Regions from separate parts of the Homo sapiens genome. Here region 1 is linked to region 2. A link is a loop called in an ENCODE intact Hi-C map of the cell type or tissue named here. Cell type or tissue: pancreas. All regions are shown on one strand. Each heading gives the region's core, and the rest is flanking DNA. Links, peaks and the distances in the headings are about the cores only. Region 1 has its middle 15 kb from the start of PIGY-DT. Region 2 overlaps HERC3 (HECT and RLD domain containing E3 ubiquitin protein ligase 3).

Evidence for each region. Hi-C counts contacts between places; a loop is a spot of excess contacts. Peaks named below come from ENCODE experiments on the same cell type or tissue, not always from the same donor. Only the 100,000 strongest peaks of a DNase experiment are listed, where the experiment ranks them.
Region 1: a loop joins it to region 2, with 4 times the contacts of the local background. A loop is called at or near these places in 102 of 110 quality-filtered maps.

The regions. Positions count from the first base shown.
Region 1 is chr4:88,534,640-88,542,982 of GRCh38, forward strand. It overlaps a transcript of HERC3 not described here. Among named protein-coding and RNA genes, the nearest start is that of PIGY-DT, 15 kb to the left of the region's middle. In pancreas, for the core only: a CTCF peak has its summit at 5,007 (motif pointing right); a DNase peak (open chromatin) is centred at 5,002.
Region 2 is chr4:88,654,918-88,663,260 of GRCh38, forward strand. It overlaps HERC3 (HECT and RLD domain containing E3 ubiquitin protein ligase 3), which reads left to right. Exons shown (of 26, transcript NM_014606.3): 8 at 257-387; 9 at 958-1,118; 10 at 3,498-3,574; 11 at 7,514-7,638. Among named protein-coding and RNA genes, the nearest start is that of NAP1L5, 39 kb to the right of the region's middle. In pancreas, for the core only: a CTCF peak has its summit at 4,625; no DNase peak of the experiment used is centred there; H3K27ac peaks cover 836 bases.

The DNA.
Region 1 (8,343 bases), core at 204-8,203, 120 kb before region 2:
TCATGGCATTAACATGATTTTAAAAGCCTCATGCTCTCAGAAAAAAATAAAAAATTAAGACAGCAAGTTTACAGCTTTGAAATGTGTGATTCTATATGGCTTTTTTATTATCCAGGTTTAAGCTAGTGCATTATGGTACCTTTGAAAACAACTGAAGTAATTCTCAAAATAATAATCAATAGGTGTTTTACTTTGTGTGTGTTTTCAATGACTGTTCAGGTTGTAGCCATCAAATAGTCCATAGTGTAAAAGGAAATGAACCTCCAAAAGAAGTATTTTTTTGTATTCAGATGAAGAAGATGGGGATATTGTAAAAGCTCTTTTATTACAGAAAGCTGTGTTTTCCATAGTTGAAGAGAGTCAGGAATTTGACAACTTTAACTTGATTTGACTCTCCAGTGATGTAGCTAACACAAGAGTTATTGCATATGAAAAAAATAGATAATTTTTACCAGAATCATGGCTAGATGAAAGTAAATTGAGTCCTGAGTATTTTTATTGAAACTATGGTCACAATTCCAAGTTTTTGAAAGTCTGCTTTTCCTAGTTTTCTAAGCCTGTCAGGCATCTTTGACTGACTCAGAGACCAACCTTGAACTTACACCTGGCCTGCCAGCACCTAGGGCACTGCCCTGGGATTCCCACTCTGCCCTGCTTTCTTCTTGATTTCATTGCAATGGAAAATACGACTAAATATTTCAGTAGTTTGAGTTTGGTCTAGTCATTAGGGACATTTTATTTTAATGTAAAGATCTTACTGAAAAGTACTTTAGTCACCAACTTAGAGAATTCATAAACTGAAAAATGTTATATAAGGTGACTAAATCAGAATGATCTTCTTAAATTTACTATCCACTCACCTACACTTCCCCAGAAAACTCTCCTTGTTCTGTATTGAACTTAGTAAATGATACCACCATCTTCTGAGTCACCTGGGCTGAGGTCTGAAGTCATGATGGACTTCATCTTTTCACCTCCCACATCCAATCACATGATGAAGGGCATCCCAAGGCAGGAGGACAGGAGCAAGTGTGTCAGCTCAGGTCTCTCTTCCTCTGCTTATAAAGCCACCAGTCCCATCATGGGGGTCCCACACGAATGACCTCATCTAATCCCAATTACCTCTCAAAGGCCCCACCTCCAACCAACAGATGAATTTGGCACTTAAGTTTCCAATACAAGACATTTGGAGGACATATTCAAACCACAGCACTCCTGAAATCTCTTACAGAAATATTACAGAGTAGAAATAATGCAAATGTTTCTTATGTCATAATGTAAGATAGAAAGATGGGAGTGCATCCAATTCTTGGTTCCATTTCCTTATTACAATAAACACAAATCATCTCATGGGGCTAGGATGACCTACCTCAATGCACCTTGCTTTGCATGTAATAGTTTAACAAATTAGTTATTCACTGATGCACTCAAGTGGCCAAAAGCTCCCAGATGATTTCCCTAGGTTTGTGCAAAAGCTTCTGGCATAGTGGCTTATGAGGCCCTCCAGCAACTGGCCCCAGACTGTCTCCAGCATATTCTCTCACTGTGGCCACTTCTCATCTTGAATTCAGCCATTCTGAACTATTTGTTGTCCCCATAATAGCCTGTTTCATAGCTCCATGTCTTTTGTTCATGCCATTTCTTCTGCCCAGAATATCTTTACTCCATTGTCCCTCTAAACCACTACTCAGCTTTTAAGACCCAATTCAAACACAGACACTTTTATGAAGATTTTTCTAACTCCTTCCTTCTCCCTGCTTCCTGGGAATTGACCATCAATCCCTTGTATACAACAGTAAACTACCCTACCCCGACACATACTCACTCACTCACTCACTCTTATTATAACATTTATTACTTCTTTACAAGTATTCTTTTATATGTCTGTCTCCTGTACTAATCTAGAAGATCCTTTAGGTCACATACCATGTGTATTTTATTTCTTTATCCCTAAATCTAGCACAGTGGCTGGCACATAGTATATGTTTAATAAACACTTGTAAAATGAATGTAATATGTCTAGTACCAAATGTTGTTCCTCTTAACTTGCCAATAGAAAAAAATATTACACAGTTACAGAATCTGCTTGTAATTTAGCTACCTGTGAAAAGAAAAGCACAATGAATTTTTTTTCAATTTAGAGAAATTCAAAACATATAAACTCTTTCCCAATCTGATTATAATTTTGAGTAATATGTTAGGGTGGAGGTGCTAGAAGGAGTACTCTATCAGAGCTGTCTTCTAAATTATTTTCTGCCTGGGATTATATATTTTTAAAACACACACTAAAGTTATAAAAATACGACCAAGAATTCTTATATACTTTCACCTGGATTTCTTAAATTAACAGATTTCTGTAGCTAGATTTTAAAAAACTGACAGCAACTTGCAGACATGAGGTTCATTTACACTTTAACACTTCAAAACAAAATGAAAACCAAAACAAAATATATTCTCTTACATCACCACAGGACAATTATCAAAATCAGAAAATTAATATTTATACAATATTACTGTATAATTTATGAATTTAAATTTCACCATTTGTTCCCTTAATGTATTTTTATAGCAAAAGGAAAAGGATTTCTGGTCCAAGATCCAATCCAGGATGAGACATGACTTTTAGTCATCACGTCTCATTCATCTCTTGTAATCTGAAACAGTTCATTGGTCTTTTTTTGTCTTTCATGACCTTGATGTTTTGAGGCATTATGGGAAGTTTACTTGCAGCAAGTCTATTCCTCAATTTGGATGTGTCTGATATTTCTTCATGATTAGATTCAGGTAATATATATTTTTAAGTTACACATTTTTTGCCAGGATACCACAGAAGTAACACTGTGTCATTTTTAGTGCATCCTACCAAGAATTATTACTGGTTATGCTAACTCTGATCATTTGATTAAAGTGGTCCGTTTAAGTTGTCACTACTGTAAATTACTGTTTTCCTCTATGTAATCAATAAGTAGCATACAGGGATGAGGTTATATTGAAGGCTAAACAAAAGAGAGACCAAGTGTTCCTCTGTGTTCTAAATAGAAATTGTTTAGCTGTGTTATTTGGCCTTCTTAGAGATTACATATAAAAATCAAAAGACTTTAAAATGGTGATCTTCTGACATTTTTAGTGCTTTAGCTGCAAAATTATTTATAAAAACAAGATGTAGCTCTGAAATCCATAGCACTGAATATTAAAGCCTTAAGTAAATGGGAGATCTGCATTTAGCAGCCCCTCAGGGATGAAGCTCGAATAGCAGCAGAACTGTTGTTTCTGTGACACTGTGCATTTGGCTCACAGCTAGATCACTTGTCAAAAACCTTCTGACAGGAAGATAATGTCCTATGTTATTAGCCATACTTTACAATCAAAAATAGGTTTATGTTGGTGTTAAATCTGTGAGTCCTTACTCTCAGCCTCTTTGTTTGACCCACATATTCTTTAAGGGAGAACTATATTGAAATGGTACAGGTGAATCAATGGATATTTACTTGTTTTCTGGAGTTAGAAATCTAACACAATAAATGGGAGGTTCTTAAACTATTCTTTCAAATGGTTTTGCATCGCAGTAAAGGAACCATGCAGTTTGGAGTACAACATTTCCTTCTCTCACTAGATTCAGTTGCTAAAGACCTCTTTCACACTGCAATGCTCTTTGAGATGACACTGTACACCATGGAGTATCGTGGCAATAGCTGCCTATTAGTTTGCTAGGCCTGCTATAACAAAGTACCACAGACTGGATGGCTTGAACAACAGAATTTGTTTTCTGACAATTCTTGAGGCTAGGTATCAACGTGTTGGCAGGTTTGGTTTCTTCTAAGCCTCTCTCCTTGGCTTATAGATGGCTGTCTCTCTGTTGACTTCACATGGTCATCTCTCTGTACATGTCTGTGTCCCAATTTCCTCTTTTTTTTTTTTTTTTTTGACGAAGTCTCGCTCTGTCACCCAGGCTGGAGTGCAGTGGTGCGATCTCCGCTCACTGCAAGCTCTGCCTCCTGGGTTCACGCTATTCTCCTGCCTCAGCCTCCCGAGTAGCTGGGACTACAGGTGCACGCCACCATGCCTAGCTAATTTTTTGTATTTTTAGTAGAGATGGGGTTTCACCGTGTTAGCCAGGATGGTCTTGATCTCCTGACCTCGTGATCTGCCCGCCTCGGCCTCCCAAAGTGCTGGGATTACAGGCGTGAGCCACCATGCCCGGCCCAATTTCCTCTTTTTATAAGACATCTGTCATATTGAATCAGGATCCACCCACCATAACCTCATTTTACTGTCATTTCATACCTCTTTAAAAGTCCTATCTCCACTTGCTTCCAAGATGGCCAAATAGGAACAGATCCAGTCTGCAACTCCCAGTGTGATTGATGCAGAAGACAGGTGATTTCTGCATTTCCAACTGAGATACCTGGTTCATCTCATTGGGACTGGTTGGGCAGTGGGTGCAACACACAGAGGGCGAGCCAAAGCAGTGTGGGGCATCGCCTCACCTGGGAAGCGCAAGGTGTCAGGGGATTTCCCTTTCCTAGCCAAGGGAAGCCATGACAGACTGTACCTGGAAAAACAGTACACTCTCGCCCAAATACTGTGCTTTTCCCATGGTCTTAGCAACCGGCAGACCAGGAGATTCCCTCCCGTGCCTGGCTCTGCGGGTCCCATGCCCACAGAGCCTTGCTCACTGCTAGCACAGCAGTCTGAAATCAACCTGCGAGGCTGCAGCCTCGGGGGGAGAGGGGCATCCACTATTGCTGAGGCTTGAGTAGGTAAACAAAGCAGCCAGGAAGCTTGAACTGGGCAGAGCCCACTGCAGCTCAGCAAGGCCTACCACCTCTATAGACTCCACCTCTGTGGGCAGGGCATAGCTGAACAAAAGGCAGCAGACAAGTTCTGCAGACTTAAACGTCCCTGTCTGACAGCTCTGAAGAGAGCAGTGGCACGGCGTTTGAGCTCTGAGAATGGACAGACTGCCTCCTCAAGTGGGTCCCTGACTCTTGTGTTGCCTGACTGGGAGACACCTCCCAGTAGGGGGCGACAGACACCTCATACAGGCAGGTGACCCTCTGGGACGAAGCTTCCAGAGGAAGGATCAGGCAGCAATATTTGCTGTTCTGCAATATTTCCTGTTCTGCAGCTTCCGCTGGTGATACCCAGGAAAACAGGGTCTGGAGTGAACCTCCAGCAAACTCCAACAGAACTATAGCTGAGGGCCCTGACTGTTAGAAGGAAAAACTAACAAACAGAAAGGAATAGCATCAACATCAACAAAAAGGACATCCACACCAAAACTCTATCTGTAGGTCACCAACAACAAAGACCAAAGGTAGATAAAACCACAAAAATGGGGAGAAACCAGAGCAGAAAAGCTGAAAATTCTAAAAACCAGAGCACCTCTTCTCCTCCAAAGGATCGCAGCTTCTTGCCAGCAACAGAACAAAACTGGACAGAGAATGACTTTGATGAGTTGACAGAAGTAGGCTTCAGAAGATTGGTAATAACAAACTTCTCTGAGCTAAAAGAGCATGTTCTAACCCATCACAAGGAGGTTAAAAATCTTGAAAAAAGGTTAGACGAATGGCTAACTAGAATAAACAGTGTAGTGTAGAGAAGACCTTAAATGACCTGATGGAGCTGAAAACCACAGTGCGAGAACTTCGTGACACACACAACAAGCTTCAATAGCCAATTTGATCAAGTGGAAGAAAAGATATCAGTGATTGAAGATCAAATTAATGAAATAAAGTGAGAAGACAAGTTTAGAGAAAAAAAGTAGAAAGAAATGAACAAAGCATCCGAGAAATATGGGACTATGTGAAAAGACCAAATCTACGTTTGACTGGTGTACCTGAAAGTGACAGGGAGAATGGAACCAAGTTAGAAAACACTCTTCAGGATATTATCAAGGAGAACTTCCCTCACCTAGGAAGGCAGGCCAGCATTCAAATTCAGAAAATACAGAGAACACCACAAAGATACTCCTTGAGAAGAGCAACCCCAAGACACATAATTGTCAGATTCACCAAGGTTGAAATGAAGGAAAAAATGTTAAGGGCAGCCAGAGAGAAAGGTCGGGTTACCCACAAGGGAAGCCCATCAGACTAACAGCAGATCTCTCGGCAGAAACTCTATAAGCCAGAAGAGAGTGGGAGCCAATATTCAACATTCTTAAAAAAATTTTCAATCCAGAATTTCATATCCAGCCAAACTAAGCTTCATAAGTGAAGGAGAAATAAAATACTTTATAGACAAGAAAAAGGCTGAGAGATTTTGTCCCCACCAGGCCTGCCTTACAAGAGCTCCTGAAGGAAGCACTAAATATCGAAAGGAACAACCAGTACCAGCCACTGCAAAAACATGCCAAATTGTAAAGACCATCAATACTAGGAAGAAACTGCATCAATTAATGAGCAAAATAACCAGCTAACATCATAATGACAGGATCAAATTCACACATAACAATATTAACCTTAAATGTAAATGGGCTAAATGCCCCAATTAAGATACAGACTGGCAAATTGGATAAACAGTCAATACCCATCAGTGTGCTGTATTCAGGAGACCTATCTCACGTGCAGAGACACACATAGGCTCAAAATAATGGGATGGAGGAAGATCTATCAACCAAATGGAAAGCAAAAAAAAAGCAGAGGTTGCAACCCTAGTCTCGGATAAAAGAGACTTTAAACCAACAAAGATCAAAAGAGACAAATAAGGCCATTACAAAATGGTATAGGGATCAATTCAACAAGAAGAGCTAACTATCCTAAATATATATGTACCTAATACAGGAGCACCCAGATTCATAAAGCAAGTCCTTAGAGACCTACAAAGAGACTTAGACTCCCACACAATAACAATGGGAGACTTTAACACCCCACTGTCAATATTAGACAGATCAGCAAGACAGAAGGTTAACAAGGATATTCAGGACTTGAACTCAGCTCTGCAACAAGCAGGCCTAATAGACATCTACAGAACTCTCCACAGTTCTGAAGTCAACAGAATATACATTCTTCTCAGCACCACATCGCACTTATTCTAAAATTGACCACATAATTGGAAGTAAAACACTCCTCAGCAAAAGTAAAAGAACAGAAATCACAACAAACTGTCTCTCAGACCACAGTGAAATCAAATTAGAACTCAGGATTAAGAAACTCACTTAAAACCGCACAACTACATGGAAACTGAACAACCTGCTCCTGAATGACTACTGGGTAAATAACAAAATGAAGGCAGAAATAAAGATGTTCTTTGAAACCAATGAGAACAAAGACACAACATACCAGAATCTCTGGGACACATTTAAAGCAGTGTGTGGAGGGAAATTTATACCACTAAGTGCCCACAGGAGAAAGCAGGAAAGATCTAAAATTGACACCCTAATATCACAATTAAAAGAACTAGAGAAGCAAGAGCAAACACATTCAAAAGCTAGCAGAAGGCAAGAAATAACTAAGATTGGAGCAGAACTGAAGGAGATAGAGACACAAAAAACCCTTCAAAAAATCAATCCAGGAGCTAGTTTTTTGGAAAAATCAGCAAAATAGATAGACATTAGCAAGATTAATAAAGAATAAAAGAGAGAAGAATCAAATAGATGCAATAAAAAATGATAAAGGGGATATCACCACCAATCCCACAGAAATACAAACTACCATCAGATAATACTATAAACACCTCTACACAAATAAACTAGAAAATCTACGAGAAATGGATACATTCCTGGACACATACACCCTCCCAAGACTAAACCAGGAAGAAGTTGAATCTCTGAATAGACCAATAACAGGTTCTGAAATTGAGGCAATAATTAATAACAACCAAAAAAAGTCCAGGACCAGATGGATTCACAGCCGAATTGTACCAGAGGTACAAAGAGGAGCTGGTACCATTCCTTCTGAAACTATTCCAATCAATAGAAACAAAGGGAATCCTCTGTAACTCATTTTATGAGGCCAGCATCATCCTGATACCAAAGCATGGCAGAGACACAACCAAAAAAGAGAATTTTACACCAATATTGCTGATGAACATCAATGTGAAAATCCTCAATAAAATACTGTGAAACCAAATCCAGCAGCACAGCAAAAAGCTTATCCACCATGATCAACTTGGCTTCATCCCTGGGATGCAAGGCTGGTTCAACACATGCCAATCAATAAACGTAATCCAGCACATAAACAGAACAAACGACAGAAACCACACAATTTTCTCTATAGTTGCAGAAAAGGCCTTTGACAAAATCCAACAGCCCTTCATGCTGAAAACTCTAGATAAACTAGGTATTGATGGGACGTATCTCAAAATAATAAGAGCTATTTATGACAAACCCACAGCCAATATCAT
Region 2 (8,343 bases), core at 209-8,208:
TTCAAACGATTTTAAAAATTTACAGAAGGCACACATTCCTTTGAGCATTGCTATCTTTGTTCCATAAAGATGCAGTCTGAAATTCCCTTTTTATTATTTTTCTATTTAATGAACATCCTTACAAAGTGATTTTGGCCAAGTGTCAAGTGAATGTAGTGCTCTTGTGCACATTGTTGTGATAGGCATTTTGTATACAGGGTTTAGAGGTATACCCTTAAAGATACAGTGAAGTCCTATGGTGTTTGTTCCTTGTTAGAGTGGAGGTGTGTTTACCTTTGGCGCTGGTTCCTGTGGGCAACTTGGACACGACTCCATGAATGATGAGGTTAACCCTAGAAGAGTTCTAGAGCTGATGGGTAGTGAAGTAACTCAAATTGCTTGTGGCAGGTGAGTGTTCCTCAAAGCTTGCTTGTATTCACTAGGACCCAGAAATTGGTCTTATCTTTGTAGTGATGAAGAATGTGATTATACCTAGTCACCGTCATTTTAAGAGATCTTAACTGCATGCACGCCTATGGTGAAATGTGGAGAAAGACCTTGATAGAGTGTGGCAAGGAAGGGTTTTAGATAAGCAGAGCAACACGGAGACATTAGGCTTCTTTTGGGATAAAGAGTAGCAGGATGTGGGGAAGGGATAAAGAAAGGAAAAGTGAGAGAGTCCCAAAGAACTTCTTGGAAATTTTTGCCTGAGTCTACCCTGCTTCTCTCTGTTCATCTTAGAGGCCACATGCAGTAGATCATTCAGCTCTTTCCTGACTTGCCACCCTCCTCATGATCTAGAGTGTTAGAGGATAGTATTATGGAGAGCAGCCGCTGCAAGAAGAGTCACGTGTTAACATGGGAAAGGCTCTATAGGAGCACCCTGTGCTGTGCACATGTGGAAGTTAAAAGTCAGAGTCAGAGTGTACATCCACATTAGTAGAAACTATGCTGATGAGTTAAATTATTTTTTCACAGACAACATACCCTAGCCTTCGTGCCTTCTTCTGGACTCATCTATGCATTTGGTTGTGGAGCAAGAGGTCAATTAGGAACTGGGCACACTTGTAATGTTAAGTGCCCATCTCCTGTCAAGGGTTACTGGGCTGCCCACAGTGGCCAGCTTTCAGCCCGAGCTGGTAAGAATGATTGTCTCTGGAATTTAAAGGTATTTTAAGTGATGAAAACAGTTGTTTACAGAATATGTATCTATTACTTACTTTGAGGTCTTTTGGAGGGAATGAAGATAAGGTATTTTTTAACATCAATTAATAATTTCTGTACTTACTATGCATGAAGCTGTAGAGTTGAGATCCTAGAGAATAAATAAAGCAGGAAATACTGTTGTGTTAGGCCGTTCTTGCATTGCTGTAAAGAGCACCTGAAACAGGGTGATTTATGAAGAAAAGAGTTTTAATTGGCTCACAGTTCTGCAGGCTCTACAGGGAGCATGATGCAGCCATCTGCTTGGCTTCTGGGGAGGCCTCAGGAATCTTACAGTCATGGCAGAAGGCAAAGAAGGAGCAGACACTTCACATGGCAGAAGCAGGAGCAAGAGGAAGAGTGGAGAGGAGGTGCCATACTTTTTACACCACCAGATCTCATGTGAACTCAGAGCAAGAGCTCACTTATCACCAAGGGGATGGCCCAAGCCATTCATGAGGGATCCGCCCTCATGATCTAAACACATACCACCATGCCTCACCTCCAACATTGGGATTACTGCAATTCAACATGAGTTTTGACCAGAACATACATTCAAACTATACCAGTTATTTTGTTTCCACAGACCTTGGTGGTGGTGTATACATTTTATTGTTGTTGCTAATAATGACAGTTCGCATGTATTGAATGCTTAATGACGTTTCATTACTATGCAAAGCACTCAAAATAATCTAAGAACTAGTTAGTGGTTATTATCCCCATGTTAGAGATAAGGGAACAAAGTCTTAAGGAGGTCAAGTAATTTGCCCAAGATCACATAGATTCTGGAGGCAGGATTTAAACCCAGGTCATTCTAAATCATGTGTACTATGTTACCTCTACTTTGCTGTTGGCATTTTGGTATATAACATGATGTGATTTCTTTTTAAGCCATTTTTTTTCTTCCCTTAAAAAATAGTTAAATAGCAGTCTTGGTTTCATTGGAAATCAAAGTCAGGCAGTCATTAATATTGAATGACTGCTTCACCTTGAAATAATAAATCTGAGGCTGAAATGGAGCTAGAGAATCATTAAAAGGAAGTGTAACTTATTAATTTTGATTTTGAAGTCGATAAAGTGACACACTTATGGCTTGATCAGGAATTTGTTTGAAACAGTAACCATCATAAGTTTTAGTACTGGATTATAAGAAACTCAAGGACACAGACAAACTCTTTTCCTTTTTGTAAACCTAGCATATAGCACAGGACCTGGCATGAACTTGTCACTCAGTAGACATTTTTGGAATGGATATATGAGCATCTGAAATGTAGTGCAACTTAAAATATAAATAAACAAGATTTTGTCTGGGTGATGTTCCCAGAAGCAAAAGAATGGCTTTGTGTCCTCTTCTCTGTAATTTGTAAATTCTTTTCTCCAAGACATTGTACTCATACGTGGAATACATTTATTTAGAAAGTTTACCAACTCAGGTGTTTTTTGGTTATTTCAAAACCACAAATTTTTGAAGTTGAATTATAACCTGACTTCCATGGTCCTAAATTTGTGCTTGGATGTTTGCCAAAATGATTTTATAACATAAGCAGGTAAATGTCAGTTATGTAAATGACATGGTTTTAGGAACCCTCTTGGTAATGTGGGAGCACAGAGGAAGGCATGGAGGAGTATTGTGGTTAGAGGAAGTTTGAGCTGTGCCTCGAAGGATGATTTGGAGTTAGCCAGGTGTAGAGGACTGTGAGGGAGTTGGTGTGAGCACCACCAAGGTGCAGTTCCAGAAGCACATTCAGGTTGTGCTCTCGGTGGGCACATTCATGGAGAATCCCATGTGCCAGGGGCAGCAGAGGGGGGAGGCACCGAGATGTGAAATAGTGTGGTGTATTAGAAATAAAGGCAACGTGGTAGTAGGAGAATGTCACCGTGGACACAGTGTGATGGGAGGTAAAGCAGGGAGCAGGAAACGGAGGTCCTTCCGTGGCAAGATTCGTCCTGACGGGGCCTGGGCCCACCACACTCACATGCTGAATTGTTACCATAAAGAATAGTGCCCATTTCAGATTTCAGGTCAGTGGCATGACAGAGTTAGAATGAAAAAGAGAAACTAGGTCAGGATTCACTGGCAGTTGGGGAGGGGCAGAAGAAGAGTTAGAGTGGAGGATACCATTTTATATATTTATTTTTAATTGAAGTAGAAACAGTCCTAGGCAGTGAGCCAGGGGAGAAGATTTCTTACTTCTGTGACACAATTAAAATGGATAGGTACCCACTCTGAAGTGTATTCTGCGACAGTAGAAAAGGGGATCAAGGAGAAACTTCAATTAATGAAAAATATGCTTTCGGAATTTTTTTTTTGACAGATCGCTTTAAATATCATATCGTTAAGCAGATCTTCTCTGGAGGAGACCAGACTTTTGTACTTTGCTCCAAATACGAGGTAAAATTTTTCTTGTGACTCTTATTTCCAGGAAGGAATAATAGTGAACCAACATTTCTTTTAACAAGTAATTACAACATAAAGAGCAATGTTACTCTTTGTTTCTACCAATCCTATGTTATTTTTAAAATAAGCAAACTAAATCTGGAAGAAGTTGTCTCCATTTGGCTCCCTTGAAGTGCCAACAATTCTCCTGGAATTATGGAGTTCTAATTTATAATTTGAAATTATTTATTTATATTTGTACTTGTTCCAGAAACTCTGTAAAGGATGCCTAGGGAGTTGGTGCTTACTTTGGCATTATTTGATTTTCCATTTCTTTTCTTCCCTGTTAAGTGGCAACAAATGCTAGGTGTTTGAGAACTTGGTGGGTTTCTTTGTTTGATGTGATTGAGTATATATATGTATGTAAGAGGTACCACAATTTTCAGATGTATTTTATTATTTGTAATCTGCTTATGACATGACACCAAAATTTCCCTTCCATTGTCTCCTGCATCACTATAGTGGATAAAGACACTGTGACATTGTCTTTCTGCCTGAAGGTAGAGTGTGGATCCAGGTTTCTGTGACAGGGCTCGAATTCCTTCCACTCTTCCTTGCTGGGGGAATTCAGTCTGGAAAAACTCCACAGATTTGTTGTCAGTGCTGGACTCCTTCCCCTGTGCTTTCTCTCCTCTCTTCTCTTCTTCCCCACCCTTCCTGCTTTTATTCAGCAAACATTTCAACAGGACCAGCTCCGAGTGGTGCATGGATCCTTATACTCTCTTGGAGGAGCAAGGGAATGGGCTGTTAGTGAAGAAAAAGGAGTCAGAATTGACTGGGAAGATAATGAGCAACTGTGGAAACCAGGGGCTCTTTCTGTCTTGGAAACTTTCTCTATTAGTTTGATACTTAGCTATCTTTAAGTACACAAAGTATTTGCCTTCTAGTCATTCTGATTCTGTGATTAGGTTGGAAAATCCTGGTGGAGCCCGAGGCTGTAGGCTGGACAGCTAAAGCTGATGATTAGCTATTTTCCAGGTCAGGTGCCTGAAGAAGGTGGCTTAGTGCTACCATCTGGCGTGATTTGGAACTGCTGCCCTAGACTTATTTTAGACCCAGCCTCAGAGTGTGTATTACAGAGAAATCCTGAGGAAGCTGAGGTTTTTCTTTGTTTCTTCAAGATGTCAATAAAACAAAATACAAAAGGCACTGACTCTGTGGAGGATAATCAGTTTTTGTCCATAAGTAATAGAGTTTTAAGTATTTATTTCCCCTAGAAACTAGTATTGAATAGTGTTATTCAATAGTATCCAACTTTAATTTTCCTGTGAAATTTAACATGAAATTTAGTTTTCTCTTGTAAATATAGTATCTGATATATGTAACTGATTTTTATTATTGTAATCAACACCTTGGGCCTGGAAAACAACACACTGATGAGAAGGAAGTGAAGTAGCATACTATTAGAGAGGCAGGGCAGGTTAAAGTTTAAACAACTGGAAAGAGGGATAGGTATGCATGAAAAGTGTAAGATCACAAAGAAAAAGGAAAGTAAACATTACTTAAGAAGATGTTGCTCTTTCTTTTGAAACTGAAACCTATGCACATTTACTTAAACTATTAACCAGAGATGATTATTTAGATACAGAGGCTGATCAAATCATATGCTTACCCTGTTACCATATCACTTAAAGAACCAAGAAAAAGCACCTGTATAGTTACAGCCTCTATTTTTTTTTTTTTGAGATGGAGTCTTGCTTTGTCGCCCAGGCTGGGGTACAATGGCGTGATCCCGGCTCACTGCAACCTCCACCTCCTGGTTTCAAGCGATTCTCCTGCCTCAGCCTTCTGAGTAGCTGGGATTACAGGCGTCCGCTACCATGCCTGGGTAATTTTTTTTGTATTTTTAGTAGAGACCAGTTTCACCATGTTGGCCAGGCTGGTTTTGAACTCCTGACCTCAAGTGATCTACCCTCCTCGGCCTCCCAAAGTGCTAGGATTACAGGCGTGATCCACCACGCCCGGCCATAGCCTCTATTTTTATAAAAGGCTGACTCATTCATTACTGCCAGGCCTTAGGTGAAAGAAGGGAGGGAAGGAGTTATATTCAGATACCCCTTTGCTACACTGATTCTAGGTCTTGGGAATTTAGTGAATGTAAACCATAGCATCTCCTTTTCCTGTCGTTTTGTTCCCTGGATAGAATTGAAGAGGGAATGTGGTTGGGATTGTTAGAATTGTGTGTGCATGTGTGTGTGTTTGTGTGTGTGTCTATCTCATAATCTTCTTTTTCCTGGAACAGTGATTCTTAACCTTGGCTGCCTACTGGAATCACCTGGGAGCTCTACAAAATACTGATGACTCTAGAGATTCTGATTTAATTGGTCTGGAGTATGACTTGGTCATCAGGATTATTGAACGCTCCCATGGTGATTCAAAGTCCAGCCAAAGTTGAGAAACACTGACCTAAGAGCAATTTTTCCTTTTTTGCCTGTATGTATTAAAGACAGGAAGAATGATGTTTTTTCTTGGTTCTTTAAGTGATTCTGAACTTGTACTTCACCCAAGGCATCTCTGGTTTATTGGACATATGATGAGGAATGATAAAATAGTTCCAAGTCTTTATTTTATTGTAGGTTTGTGTTAGAGTTGATGTTCAGCTGCCCCTTTGAATGGGGGAAATAAATAAAATTTACGTAACAACAGTGGTTTTACAAGGAGGTGGAAAGACAATCTCTGTGTGTACTCCAGCATCTGCTTTGGATTATGAGTTTCCTGTATGTTGTACTTCAAGATGATTTTTGTTCTCTCAATAGATATCTGTGGCCATTTTAGTAGAATAGTTATCAATAACCAGATGATCACAAACTTTGTCAGGCATCTCTGTTTTATTACATGCTCTACTCCTTCCTACCATAATGATACGTTAACTTGAAGCTATGGGAAAGTAACCAAGAAAATTTACTTTGAAAGTTATGTTTTTATGTGTAGGTACAAAGGAGAAAAAAAATCTCATGAGCTGATGAATGAGTGCTTTAATATTACCTTTTTCCTCTTCACTGGAGACGAGAATAGGAGTATAAAGCACCATCAACCTTTCCTTAGTTCTCGATCAAGAACAAGGCTTGGGGAAAATAAGTTGAAAACAAGCAATTTTAGAAAAGGAAAGTGCTTATTATGTTTTTTTTCTTTAATCTCACTGAATAAAAGATGTACAGTGTTGGGCAACATTTGGAATTTTCAAGGACATACATTATTAACATCTTTTTCTGCCATTTTTCTTATAATAGCTATATACTTGAAGCAAGAAATTAAGAGTCATTGTTTTTATAGGTTATTTGTCATATAGATTATAACTGAACTCTGGCTCTTTTGTAATACATTTTGTTGAAGTTTGGTGGACATTTATGGCAGATGACTAATACCTTAAAAACCTGCTGTTACAGTGATTCAAAGCAAAGGGGAAAGAAGTCTGGGAAAGTTGTACTGAGTTGGTTTCTCTGGGAAACAGACCCGAGACTCAAAGGTTTTTGGGAGAGTGCTTTCTAGAAGAACATCTACTGAGGGATGAAGGAGGCAGGATTGCGCAGAGGGAGGGGTTGAAATGCAATTCAGTTATAACAGAGGCCTCAGCCAGTCCCATGAGGAGCACTGAAGTTGTGATGGTCCTTCAGCCAGTCCTGAGTTGAGGCAAGCGGGCTGGACCTTTACACCATGCCTCTACCTGCCATTGGATGTGATAGTGAAGCAACAGTCAATGCCAAGTCCTGGACAGCAACCCAGCTGGGATCTGTCAGGAGCCTCCATTCTGAAGGGTGGAGGGGATCTGGGCGGCACACTGCAGCATTTAGATCATAAGTGAAACGTAAAATGGAGAATATGTGGGAGAAAGGAGAGGAGACAAGATCCATGCTACATAATTTCTTCTTTTTACTGTTACATTTAATTCTCCAGAATTATTCTCCTGCTGTTGACTTCAGGACTATGAACCAAGCACATTATACCAGTTTAATAAATGATGAAACCATAGCAGTTTGGAGACAAAAACTCTCAGAACACAACAATGCAAATACAATCAAGTATGTGGCTGCTTGTCTTCATTTTTTTTTCCACAAAGTATGTTACAACTTTTTAGCTTAGTGTGATTTTCCGTACTTGCATATTGATACTGTGAATGTAAATGGGGTTTTACATTATAGGGAATCGTGGGTTATTTTTGGTTACTATTTCAGGGTTGATCTCCTTAGCCCCAAATAGCATAATGGATGGATCCCCAATTCTCACACACAGTATATGCCTCAACCTGCCTTGTTTATTGTATGATCTTAAAAATCCTGACTGATGAAGGCCTGAGTTGGTGATTCTGCTAAGAGAGCTTAGCGTTATGGTTAACTCCCATGGGTTTTAGTGTATGCATGTTCCAAAACATCCCAAATCTGAGACAGCTGTTATCTTACCTAATCTTAATAATTTCTAGCATTTTCCTATTCATAATGATTGAGATGGTAATTCAGAGTCATGTAGAAAAAAAAAAAAACAACAGTAAGTAGGATTGAGAGCTTTTATCAAATTTAAAGGACAATTTTCCTTTGCACATTTTTACACATTTTCATTGGCTTTCCTCAGCCTCTCCACTTTTTTCTGCAAAGTCTGATTCTTGGGAAGAATAAATCAAGCTCTGTGCACTAAGTTGTGGTTATTCCCAGAAACGTACATAATGGTTCCTGCATTATGACATAGATTGTAGTGGGCCAAATGACCAGGACGCTACACTTTGAGGCACT